Regions from separate parts of the Mus musculus genome. Here all the other regions are linked to region 3. A link is a loop called in an ENCODE intact Hi-C map of the cell type or tissue named here. Cell type or tissue: heart. All regions are shown on one strand. Region 1 overlaps Pfkp (phosphofructokinase, platelet). Region 2 holds the start of Gm35730 (a long non-coding RNA gene). Region 3 has its middle 41 kb from the start of Pfkp.

Region 1 (2,500 bases), 55 kb after region 3:
AGAATTGGAGAGAATGGTGGGCTCAGAGGAACTTGGCTGAGAGCCCAGTTTTGCTTTCCATCCTGAGGCTAAAGGCTCCATCCGTGCTGGGCGTGGCTCTTATTATATTACTTGTTCCTTCTCTCCTGCTGGGCCTTTGACCCTGAGCTAAGATGATGCAAGAGCCTTCAACTGTTACACCACGGGGCAGGCCACGAAAGCCAGTTCTCAGTTTCCAAAAACTGTTACCTCAGTGGAAAGTAGATGTGAGCTTCCGGCCTTTTCATGCTAACACATTGTCCACTGCTGCTCTTTAAAGTGTGGAACCCTGGTCTCTCCTGAGGATGGACGGAGATTTGCAGGAGGTTGGCTTGTCTTACTTTCTCTTCTAATAAAAATGGTATGACTTGTTTTGTACTTAGGACTTTTTTGTAAAGTCACACCGATGGCCAGGGATGAAATACATAGTTATTCAGCTTCTCCTCAAGCCACAGCCCCATTGCCCCCTTCGTTATTAACTTCTTTGAATCTGGCCGTCAATATCTGCCCTCTGTTTTCCTTAGTGTCTGTCTGGAGTTGCTTAACATTCTGTACTGCAGAGCAGGCATCCGCCATCCTAGCACTCAGGAGACAAAGGAGCTGCAAGCTTTATTCAGCCTCCAGCTAGTCTCAAGAAAGTTGATGAGTGATATTCTGAACTTAAAATATCCCAGGCTCTTTTTCAATGTGAGCCCCACCCTCCGATGAACCCCAATATGCTGGGTAACTTGGTTTCCAGGTTTGTATTCACTCTACTAATCCTTGAGGTATGTGTCATAGTCACAGGCCACGAGGAAACAGGGAGCATAGGCAGTTCCGCAGTTTACCTAGGACTAGGTGAACTAGGGCCTCAAGCTCTACTGACAACTGCTTCTGTTCCTTCCACAGGCATGAATGCTGCTGTCCGCGCTGTGGTGCGCATGGGAATCTACACGGGGGCCAAAGTGTACTTTATATATGAGGTCAGTGCTTGCTTCCCATTTGGCGTTTTCTCTAACTCAGGAATTTGCACCACCCACTTGCTCACAGCCCTGGTCTCTCTCTTGCTGCCTCCTCCTTTGGCTGAGCCTCAGAAGTGACAGGGAGAAGGAGATAAGACAGCACAAAAGTCAGGCTGGGATCAACTTCCTGGTCTTGATTCCCGGGTCAATGATTCTGAGGATGTCAGCTTGTGAGTGGATTTCAAAGACTAGTGCCAGAAACGGAAAGACGTCCCTTTTGTGCTTTCTGTCATTAATGTGAAGCTGACACCACACCCTAGCACCTGCTCATGTCTTGGCTTCACAGTGAAGAATCTGGGTTAATGGAATTTTATTAGTGCACAAATAAATGATGTCATGAGTTTGCCTGGAAGTGGATACAACTGCAACTGGAAATCCTCATGTTAAGTGAAATAAACTAGCCTCAGAAAGATGAACAAATTTGTTCTCCTGCAGATCTTAGATTTTAAGTGTGTGCGTGTGATATGAAACTAGAAAGACATCTAAAGGCATAGAACAGGAAAGGGAGAAGGTGACAAAATGTCTGTGACATGAGGACCGCAGAGATATGTTGGGGGAGGGGTGGTAGCAAGAGGGGTTAAGAGGACTCTGGGGAGAGGAAGGGAATGAATGAGGAGAAATATGTAGGGAAGTGCCACAATGAATCCATTATCTCTAGTACTAACACACACTGAAACTAAGTAACAGTTACTGGCCACCCTGAACTGCTCCATGTCTCCTGGGCTTGTGGTCCTGGCTGCTTAGGAAATACGGAGCACCCGAGAAGGAACCAACGTGTACCGAGTCGCTCTATCTCCAGAACTATATATAAGGAGCAGGATTTTATTTTTATATCTGTAAACTGGAGCCCAAAAAGGAAGAGAACTATTTTTTTTTAAACAATCAGTTCAAGGCCGGGGAGATGGCTCTGTGGGGTAAGAGCTTGCCACACAAGTAACAGGACCCAAATGTGATTTCACAGAAGTCTTGTAGAAGCCACTGTGGTCACACCCATCTATAATCCCTTTAGTACTGTGACAAGGTAGGAGGGCAGAGAGACAGGGGAATTGCCCTAGAAGCAAAAGGGGTAGTGCCCCATCAAATTGATGTGTAAGATTCCTATGTCACTCGTCCATTTAGGTTACTCCTCACTACTTAAAAACTGTCTAAACACTTTCAGGTCTACGTTACTACTTAAAATTCTGTTTTAGATCTGTGCCTTGGTCCACAGATGATGGCATCAATCGGCTAAAAGCCATGACCATTGTGATAGATACCTCTAGCTGCAGAAGCATTTTTTGAAAGCCCCTCCAACCCTAACTCTGAACCCCATGGCTCCCGAGTGATGACATCAGATGCCTGCAGGCAGGTGTCTCATTGCTGGTATACTCATGCGACTTCTCTTTTGTAAAACGACTGCACCGTGTGTTTATCATTTGCTTGGTAGAGGTTTCCTCGACCCTTGTGTTTTAATTTGCTTTTCAGACTCTGTGGCTGCGTGC
Region 2 (2,500 bases), 63 kb after region 3:
AGCCAGGCCCTACCCAAGGCTGGCTTTGGTTTCAGACTGTCTAGACATTTAATATTGTCAAATTGCAAAAGAGGATGGGTTCTCTCCCTGATTTGGCCATCTCCATTGTCACTCCCAGTGAGGCTGAGTGAGTTCCCGTTGAGAATTTTGGTGTCACAATCAGCCATTGGCTGTAGATTTGATGGTTATCTTGGTAGAAGGCTGACCCGTCTTCTTCCTGCTGTGGCTGTTAGGTTTATAGCTTTCCTGAAGTTGTGCACTGTTAGCTTTGACTTAAGGAAATCTAATAATGCCAAAGGACTAAATAAATGAAGTTAGTGTGCTAGTGGTTTGCTCAAGCTCCAAGTACAGGACCTTGCCATGTTCTAGTCTATTTTAGAGCTGTCCCAGCTTTACCAAGGACAAATTCTATGGCTTCTTTATAGGAATTTTCCATTAAGCAGTTGAATCCACGGAGTACATTTTTTATGGGTGGCTGTGACATTTTTTACTTTAGTTCAGAGCCCTTGGGGGAGAGGTGACCAGAGCCCTCCAGGTCGAGAAGGAAACACTATATACTCAGGTTCTATATGAGCCTTTCCTGTGGGTAAAATCAAGCCAAGATCCTGAATTTGAAAAACCACTGGTAACCCATGTGATGATTCATGCATACAATTCCGTCAGTCAGGAAGCTGAAGCAGGAGGATTCCAGTGAATGCAAGGCTAACCTGGCCTCGAGACAAGTCTGGGTATAGAGTGAGATTGTGTCTTGGAAATAAAAGGGGATGAGGCTGGAGAGATGGCCCAGTATTTGCTTGTATGAACATGACTTCAGGGCTGATCACACGGTTTTGGATAACCAATTTGGGGACGACTATGTCTTCTAATCTCAGAATTTCTTAGTAGCTTATAGTTCTGTGTATAGGGTTGAGGTCCTATTGGTTTCTCTCTTTTATGTTTGCATGTCCATTGAAATCACATACACACGAGCAATGCAGAGGCTGAGTAGGATATATTTATATTTAGGAGCATGTATTTACACACACACACACACACACACACACACTTAGAGGTTATGAATTTGAGAGAGAGAGAGCAATAGGAAGGAAGGGTTGTAGAGAAGTCAGGAAGGAGGAAAATGATGAATTTCTTTTTGATAGTTGTCAGGATTTCTCTATATAACAGCCCTGGCTATCCTTGAGCTTGCTTTGTAGACCAGCTTGCCCCAAACTCATGGAGATCGGCCATCTATGCCTCCCAAGTGCGGGGACTAAAGACATGTGCCACCACACCTGGCTTGAGATAATAATTTAATATATGTTTAGAGTAAAAAAAAAATGCTTACAGCTTTTAGAAAGGTCTGTAGTTCAGTTTCTAGTACTAATTCAGTAGGTTCACAACTGCTTATAACTTCCTACTGCTGGGCATGTGATGCCCTCTTCTGGCTTCTAAGGGCACCGATACCCACACAATTGAAAATAAAACAAAATCTTCAAAATAAAGTAAGACCAAAACCAAAACCACTGACATAGAGAACTTATGCTGTTTTTGTCTTTATTTTTCTTTGTGAGCAGCTAGTTTTGAATAATGTTTTTTTTTTTTGGTTTTGTTTGTTTGTTTGTTTGTTTTTTTGGTTTTTGGTTTTTTGGTTGTTTTTTGTTTTTTGTTTTTTGTTTTTTTTTGCTAATATAAATACATGACTATAAAACTAGATAACCCTTCAGAATCTCTCATGCCTGGCCTCAAGTGTTTTCTCTAGCACAAAAATAATCAGGAATTTACATTGAGACAGCATCCCAAAGATGAGAATAAACTGGTCATAGATCTATTCGACAAAACACAGGAAGGAAAAGGCCTGATTTAACATGAGATGGTAATCTTCCACTTGCTCCTTTCACTTGGGGGTGGGGGGAGATCATTTTGAACACTCCCTTTGAGTGGGCTAGGTCTTACTTTGTTTATAGTGGTGTCAACACATGACTAAGCATAGTAGCCACCAGGACCTTTAAATACAGCTCTAGCAGAGTCAGTTGGGAGCCACTGATGCCCAACCTGGCCCTGCTCAGTATATTCCAGAGCCTGCAGCCCACGTTTCCATGGGAGTGAAAGGTCTAACAGGAGAACTTCTGGTGGAAGATGGGTGTGATAGGGCCACTCAGGGTTCCATAGCCTCTGAAGTGCTGTAAACAAAACCTGTAGTAATCTTTCTTCGGTTAAAAAAAAAGTATGCTTTTCAAAGGCTCAGCGGTATGTTTTTCTTAGGTGAGTCATCCAACTGGCTTTGAAGGCAAGACTATAAAATGGAATTTTAGAAAAAATGTGTTGGCTACATTACATGTTTAGTCTTTTGCTTCACTAGAGAAAGAAACTGATCTCACTTTCTGCATGATAATGAGATAGGGCAAAATTAGTTCTCCTAACTTGGTAATTTCTTCCTTTTAGTCAAAGGCGGTTTAAAGCTGTGGGGGGCAGGTATCTTTCCTAAGTGGTGCGAACACAAAGACTTCACAGTTAAAGACCA
Region 3 (2,500 bases):
GGTCCCCGTGTCTGCACAGAGGCCGAGGACAACAGGTTCTCAGGGTCCTGGACACCACAGACACAGCTGAGTGCTGTGGAAGAGCTGAGAATGGAGTGGAGGCCCATGAGGCTGGCTCTAGCCTGGAGCCGAAGGGAAAGGGGCAGGAAGAGAGCATCTGGCTGGTTCTCATAGGGAGGAGTGTGTCTGACTTCCTCGGTGGGCTAGCTTGATGGAGATTATGGAGACCGTGGCTAAGAGCGCAGAGAAACTTCCTGCAGGAGGTTAGATGTAGCTCTTTAGAGGAAACCTGCTCCATTGCTCCAACACGATGGATCCCGATGAGAAGAGACAGTCCATGGTTTTAGGGCATTTATTGTGATGGAGTAGCGGCAGAGAAAGGGAGAGAGTAGAGAAATAGAGCCTGGTGTCTGGGGGTGTGGGAAACACCTTCTGTCCCTTGCAGGAACACTGCTGGGTCTCAGGGTTTTAAGCCTAGCTCAACAGAAAACAGGCTGCCTTTCACGGTTCCACAACACCCCTGACCCCCAGCACACAGCACAGGTGGGCCATAGACACCTGTTTGCTGTACCTTGCTTGGATAGCACCTCAGTGCTGACCCTGGTGGTGGACAACACAGGTGAGCCAGCTCCAAGGGTAAGAGTATGGGAAATGTGACCCCACGGCTCACCTGCCTTAAGGTGACCTGGGTGCAGAGTGGGGGAGGGTTCTGGTGATGACTCCCTTCCCTTACCCCACTGTGCACCTCACCACCTGAGGCAGTAGGGAGAACTGGCCCCAGGGTCATGAGAGCTGGCAAGTTGACACTGACTCTCGCTGCCTGCAGCACTTAGGAGAACAGGCCCTGAACCTTGCTTGAGTAGCACAGAAGAGCTAGCCCTAATGGAGGGGACATAGGTAAGGTGGCCCCAAGAGCAAGAGTACTGGAGAGCTAGCCCCACCACTCATCTGGTGTGAGGTTGCATGGGTACAGGGGGCAAGCTCTCCCCTCTCCCCTGGCCAACTGCAGTAGTTGGGAGAGCTAGCCTTGGGCTCACCAGAGCAGACCCTTCCCCCCCCCCCTCACTGGCTATAGCAATCTAGAGAGTGAGCCGTGCACCTCGTCTGGACCAAACAGTGGAGCTGGCTCTGATGGGAAAGGCTTAGGTGATCCAGCCCTGAGAATGTTAAGAGTGGGAGAGCTGGGCCAATTCATCACAATCTGCAGCACTTAGGAGAGTGGGCCCCCACATCTTGATTGGGCAGCACAGTGGAGTGGGTGCTGGAGGTGTGGGTGCAGGTGCGAGGGCCCTGAGGACATGAGAGCTGACCTCCAGCAGATGGCAGCACTGAGTGGCCTAGCTGGAGCACGTGCTGAAGAGCTTAGTGGTGCAGGTGAGGGAGAGCCTACATGCTGACCAGCTAAGCTACCACCCAGGCCCAAATCCAGGGCTCTGAATTGACTTACCCCCAAATCTATATCATCTCCGAATGGTTGGGATGCACGAAAGGGCCAGTCCTGGTGTCAAAAGCTGCAGGATCTTCATGACACAAAGCAACAACCGGAAGGATAACCAGAAGGAGTCCCCATGAAGATCCAACTTTGATGGTGTCATAGAAGCCATAGACCAAAGACTCATTGCAATGACCATTTGCAAGTGAAGAATTGTGGACAGAGCAATACACTGTAGCACTCACTGTGCTGTACGACAGCTTCCACGATGAGATGTTTTCTCTGGTTTGTGTTGTTGTCGCTGTTGTTGTGTGTTATTTTGATGGAGAGCTTCAAGGGTGAGGGGTGGATATGAGCAGATGGGGAGAGAAGAGGGACTGGGGTGCATGATGTGAAACTCACAAAGAATCAATAAAAAGATTTTTAAATAAATAAATAAATAAATAAATAGTTTTGTTTTGATTCTCCTGTATTTTCCTTGTTGGGTAGTGAACACATGCACTTTGCCACTGAGCTACCTCCCCAGCTTAGGCCATAACTTGTTAAGAGTAACAAGTTAGTTATACTCTTTTTAAGTTCTTCTTACATGTGCAAAAGTACATTGTATTGAAATAGACAAAAGCCAAATTACTTACGGAGGACTCGTAAATACATACAGTTGTGGGAAGTAATGGGTTTGGCGGAGAATTATCCTCATATATTTATTTCTTTCAATTCTTTCCATAGGAGACCCAGCATGTTTTTAAGAGCCGCTTAAAGGGCCATGCCAGTTATGCATTTAGTAGGAGTCTGGGGCCATCGTGTGGTCCTATTGAAGAATGCAAGGGCCGGATGCTTCTAAGTCTATTAAAGAAAAAAAGACAGGCTAGAAGTTTTAAGCAATCAGTAAGCGTACTTGCCTAAAGACTGCAAAACAGCCAATCATACAGAGAGATGGAGTGCTTCTCAAGTATTACTATACATACACAAGGATATGCTGCTAATGGAATTGTATTTAAAGACAGAGAGAAAAGTTTGGGATTGGGACTTATAATTTGCTCAACAGAAATCTGGGACCACTAACCACAG

Evidence for each region. Peaks named below come from ENCODE experiments on the same cell type or tissue, not always from the same donor. Only the 100,000 strongest peaks of a DNase experiment are listed, where the experiment ranks them.
Region 1: a loop joins it to region 3, with 2.1 times the contacts of the local background. A loop is called at or near these places in 10 of 42 quality-filtered maps.
Region 2: a loop joins it to region 3, with 8 times the contacts of the local background. A loop is called at or near these places in 10 of 42 quality-filtered maps.

What each region holds. Positions count from the first base shown.
Region 1 is chr13:6,634,405-6,636,904 of GRCm38, reverse strand. Pfkp (phosphofructokinase, platelet) reads left to right here. Exons shown (of 22, transcript NM_019703.4): 2 at 907-980. All of the region lies in intron 1 of Gm35730 (a long non-coding RNA gene), which reads right to left. Among named protein-coding and RNA genes, the nearest start is that of Gm35730, 7.9 kb to the right of the region's middle. In heart, no CTCF peak of the experiment used is centred here; a DNase peak (open chromatin) is centred at 974; H3K27ac peaks cover 1,963 bases.
Region 2 is chr13:6,626,466-6,628,965 of GRCm38, reverse strand. The region is part of intron 2 of Pfkp (phosphofructokinase, platelet); the gene reads left to right. Gm35730 (a long non-coding RNA gene) reads right to left here and starts at 1,188. Exons shown (of 3, transcript XR_382032.3): 1 at 1-1,188. In heart, a CTCF peak has its summit at 1,423 (motif pointing left); no DNase peak of the experiment used is centred here.
Region 3 is chr13:6,688,972-6,691,471 of GRCm38, reverse strand. No RefSeq gene overlaps it. Among named protein-coding and RNA genes, the nearest start is that of Pfkp, 41 kb to the right of the region's middle. In heart, CTCF peaks have their summits at 1,317 (motif pointing right) and 2,250; no DNase peak of the experiment used is centred here.